2 separate regions of the Homo sapiens genome follow, and region 2 is linked to region 1. A link is a loop called in an ENCODE intact Hi-C map of the cell type or tissue named here. Cell type or tissue: mammary epithelial cell. All regions are shown on one strand.

What was found. A loop is a pair of places that touch in the nucleus more often than their neighbours do. Peaks named below come from ENCODE experiments on the same cell type or tissue, not always from the same donor. Only the 100,000 strongest peaks of a DNase experiment are listed, where the experiment ranks them.
Region 2: a loop joins it to region 1, with 17 times the contacts of the local background. A loop is called at or near these places in 2 of 110 quality-filtered maps.

What each region holds. Positions count from the first base shown.
Region 1 is chr12:11,744,710-11,747,209 of GRCh38, forward strand. The region is part of intron 1 of ETV6 (ETS variant transcription factor 6); the gene reads left to right. Among named protein-coding and RNA genes, the nearest start is that of ETV6, 96 kb to the left of the region's middle. RefSeq lists an enhancer at 1,303-1,522. In mammary epithelial cell, no CTCF peak of the experiment used is centred here; a DNase peak (open chromatin) is centred at 1,562; H3K27ac peaks cover 1,971 bases.
Region 2 is chr12:11,940,618-11,943,117 of GRCh38, forward strand. No RefSeq gene overlaps it. Among named protein-coding and RNA genes, the nearest start is that of BCL2L14, 130 kb to the right of the region's middle. In mammary epithelial cell, no CTCF peak of the experiment used is centred here; DNase peaks (open chromatin) are centred at 1,194 and 1,524; H3K27ac peaks cover 1,414 bases.

The DNA.
Region 1 (2,500 bases):
GCAGAATGGTGTGATTTAAATTTTCCCATGCAGGTTCAAAGCTTGTAACTTTGCCTGCGTGTACATCCACACTGGGTTCCAGCCACATGAACTGGGCCACCTTCATAGACCTCCCTGGTAACCACAGCCTGACGTGACAAGGAATCACAGTTTTACTTTCCGCTTACTATCCATGTTAGAAATATCTAAGGAAATTCAGGAAAAAAAAAAAAGAGAGAATTTCATGGCATGTCAAGAATGGAAAGTATCTTAATTAAAATGTTTTAAAATGGGAACAATAAAGAAGTCGATTTAAGTTTTTTGCTTTGGTGCTTGTCTTTAAAGAAATTGCTCCTAATTCTAGAAACTAGTGCTTTTTCTAATTATATTCAGTAGAACCCTAGGATCCTGTGAGGAGGCATAGGGGAGTAATTGATAAAGAAGGGGACTGTGGTGTCCGTGTTTTATTTGGAGCTGTTCTACCCACACTGTAATTTATAAGCTCTAACTTACCAGGGGAGATAAGATTGTATAGAACCAGCATCTTGCAGTTATACGGAACCTTTAAGTTCTCCTACTCCAGCTCCTTCCCAGTGCAAGCACGTGTTTTAGAGTAACTGTTCAGCCTCAGCATTAAGTCAGCTTTAGGAGAACAGTAAATCGCCCATTTATCTGGAGACTTCAGCTGTTTGAAAGGCCTTCCTTCTAGTGCATCGGTATCTGTTGCTGGCTCTGTCCTCTGCTACTACAAGCAAGCCTTGAGTCTCTCTTAGACTTGTCCTTCCTATATTTGAAGACATCTCCGAGAAGATTTTAAATCTTTTTTCCCCCACAGGCCACATATATCCTTAATGCCTTCATCCATTCCCCTCTTGGGAATGTGCATCTTTGGGCCATTGGAGAGGTCTTGCTTGGACTGCGGCCACTGTGATTTCTGGGGGCAGACTCAGCTCCTTCTTGGTGTAGAGATCTGCCCACTATAGGCACCAAATAGATGTTGGCAGGCTTCTTTCCTCCTTACTGCTTCTATTTATCTCACCTGTACTTTTAGATTTGCTGCTCTTGGGTAAGCAGATAAGAACAAGGGAAATGTCTTCCGTTGTTGTTAAAGACAATGTTAGGATAGAAAGTAATATGTTTGTACTCAAAAATGCCCAGTGAGATTTCTAGCCACGGCCAAGTTATCATTTGCATAAGCAACCTGGAAATGCCCTCTTGGTCCTACTGATTGTGTCCCATGGTTAATGTAGATCCCTGGATAAATTCGAATGGCTACTCCTGCTCAGGGGTCATGCCATGAGAACTTTTCTCATACATCAGATAGAGTCCCCTTCCGTCAGCTGAATGCATTTACCCCTCAGTCTGTGCTACCCATAGGATAAGCAACATGCATAAGAAGGTAGGTGCCTTGGCTTAGGCAGCTCTGTTGAGTCACCCTCAAGAATCCTGCTGGAATTCTGTGAGGAGTGAGGATGCAGAGCAACGAAATATTCGAAGGCTGCTATGATTTTTACAAGCTTGAACCTGTCTCTTGGAATTCCCCATTGTGAAGTCATTGTTGACTGGTTGGCATTATAAAGCAGTTCAGAGAAGTAAAGTTAGATCAGTCTGCACGCAAATACCAGCCACACCATCTCCCAAGCTAGTGACTGGAACTGCGGTTTTCAAGTCAGTTTCCTCATTGCGGAATGGAGATAACGATGCCTTCCTTGCAGGGTCATTGTGAGGCTGAAATAAAATAAAGGCTTCATGGGAACACATACCACATGCTCACTTAATGCTAGCTCTCTTTCCTGATTGTGGCAGTGACTGTATTTTCCAGCTACAATTGTGACACGTGTTCTGAGAGGTGTTAAGTATTTATATACAACTACCCATATGTATTTATGGGTAAAAGGACACGGAACTTTAAATATTGAGACCATCCTGGAAATTCTAGGATGTATGATTGCATAATTTGTAATGCCTGCTATAGGCCTAGCCTCATAGTTGACCCTTGATGGATGCTGAAATATTTCTTAATCATAGGGAGAAAAAAAACTCAATGACCTTTTACAGAGATGTTTGATTGCAGGGCTTATTGCTAATGCTCTCTCTCTCTCTTTTTTTTTTTTTTTTTTTTTTTAATCTCACTATGCAAAGATAATACAGGTCTGGGTAAGAGGAAGACTTAAGATGCTTTGACTTAATTGTATCTGCTTGACAGAAGCAATATACTGCCTTCTGATTTTAGGATGTAACCATCCAGAAAGGCAGAAGAAAGGGACAATTTCAGTTCTAAACAGGAATCCGAATATCTCACGTCCTGAACCATCTACATAAACTAGAGAAAGGGCACTCCTTAAGACTGGTGAAGCGGGCTCCTTGGAAGATCCCCACAGCAACATTGAGTTTGGTTTGTCTGGCGTACCCTCTCCCCAAGGGCTGAGTGGGCCATCTGGGTAACCTAGAGAGGAGACTTCAGATGCTAGGAGTATAGTTCCTACCCATCCTCATTTTCACAGGGTACACTCATTTTTTT
Region 2 (2,500 bases), 200 kb after region 1:
TAATTATCGGTATGAATTCATGATTTGTAAAAATATATTTTTTATCACTTTCATTGAAAGGGCTTAGGTGTAATGACACACCAATAGCAATGAGCACATCCAACAACCAGATGTTGGTTTCTAAACATCATTCTCCACTAAAAAGAACAAGGGCTCCAGGTCTAGGACTGGAGTGCAAGTTGAGCCTGGGATCTCTTCCCTCCCTCTCCAAAATAAAGAAGGACACAGAGTCCAAGGGTCACGGTAAAGGTTCACAGGCCCTGGCTTGAAGGGTCAGTCCGGGCAATTTATAAACATTGATTCAGCGAGGATCATGAGAAAATGCTGAAGCCACTGGGTAACTTTGTTGGGCATCAGGATTTTCATACAACCTGAAACTATTACTCAAGGATTGCATACTAACTACGAAGGGAGAAATTACTTTTACAATTGAGAGATATAATTGATATTTTCCTTTCTCTCTTCCAGGCTTTTCTTTTCCTAGGCTGCTAACTAAGCTGCTATCTGTGGTAACTTTACACTGTGTCAGTCTAACTAAGCAGGAACCATGCCTCCCAAAATTCACTCCCCTGCATGTCCCAGAGTAGAGCTGGTCAAATTAGGCATTTGTGAGCGATCTGGAAGGTGGACATGAAACAGCATGGTCAATGAAGTAACGTTTTCTGGGGCTTAAATTCCACTGAGTTAAGGGTCATTCCAGTCATCTGCTCTTCCATCTAGTTCCTACTGCTTCCATTTCTAGGAAGTGAGATCAAAGTTCTGGCTTAGGGAATAGAAGTACAGGATTAGTTTTCTTATTTCCCCCCTTAACTTCCCTCATCATACCATAACTTGTCCTGGAAGCCATGAAGAGAAAAATAACACCTCTTATTTAAACCCCAACCCAACCCACATGTGGGATCCAGGAATTACTTAAAGGCCTTATGTGCTTGGTCAAAAATAAAGAAGCCCATTTAAATATTTGTGACATCAGTGGAGCAGACACTGATCTGACAGATGGACAAGACTGTAAACTGCTATGTCCCCCAAAGTTCATGTGTTGAAATTAATTGCCATCATTACAGTATGAAGAGGTGAGGCCTTTAAGAAGTGATTAGGCCATGAGAGCTCCATCCTCATGAATGGATTAATGCCCTTATCCCAGGAGCAGTTAGTCATCACAGGAGCTGAGTCCTGATAAAAACCACAGGTGTGGTCTGATTTCCTCTCTTCATCTCCTGCAATTGCTTCTGCCTTCTGCCCTTCCACCATGGGACAACCCTCACCAGATGCCAGTGCTGTGCTCTTGGACACCCCAGCTTCCAGAACTGTGAGAAAGAAGTTTCTTTTCTTTATAAATTACCCATTCTGTGGTATTCTGTTATAGCAACAGAAAACAGACTAAGCCAGTGGCATTTTTAGTATAATATGCCCTATAAGCTTAGCAGAAAAATCACTCGGCCCACCATGTTAGTGACTCATGGGTGTTAATAGTGACAATTCAAAACTCTACTGGGGATACAGCCAATTTCTGCTTATCCACAAATAGATGATTACTTTGCCAAGTATTTGCACAGCAATCTGTTCCAGCTTGGGCTACCACAGTAGGCCCCAGCTTGGGTGGGGTCAGCCCTGTATAAAGGAATGTGGAGAGGCCAGGCATGGTAGCTCATGCCTGTAAACCCAGCACTTTGGGAGGTGGAGGCAGGTGGATCACTTGAGTTCAGGAGTTCAAGACCAGCCTGGACAACATGGCAAAACCCTGTCTCTACAAAAAATACAAAAATTAGCCAGCCATGGCGGCATGTGCCTGTAGTCCCAGCTGCTCGAGGGGCTGAGATGAGAGGATTGCTTGAGCCCAGGAGGAGGAGATGGCACTGAGTGGAGATTGCACCACTGCATTCCACTCTGGGCAGCAGAACCAGACCCTGTCTTTAAAAAAAAAAAAAAAAAAAAAAAAAGGATGTGGAGTGCAGGGGTGGTGGTGATTGGGAGTAGAATATAGAGTGACGATTAAGGGGGTATTATTTTCATCCCAGCATAGGCCTGATTATATTCTAAGGTGAAATGTTATTCATCTGTGCCACTCCATATTTACTGAGCATCTACTGTGATTGCAACACTGTGTAAGCCAGTAGGGATTCAAAAGCTATAAAATAGAATCCCAACTTCAGAAACCTTAACTTGGGTTTAAGACGCAAACCATAGACACAAAAATTATTGCATCAATACCCACCTGCAATGATAAATGCCTGAGCGTGCTGAACAGACAGGAGAGAGTTTGGAAGAGAAATTATCCACCATGTAATGCAATAGGCAAATCACAGGACTGACGGAATTCTCTAGAAAGAAATGAGAAAGCAGTAGGAGCAAGGAACATAGTTATTAAGCATCTATTAATGATGCTACTAACAACTACCATTTGGAGGCATTTACTGAATGCCGAGTGCTTTACCTGTGATTTCTCATTGAAGTTTTGCAACCATCATGTGATAAAATGAATTATTAATCTCATATTTTA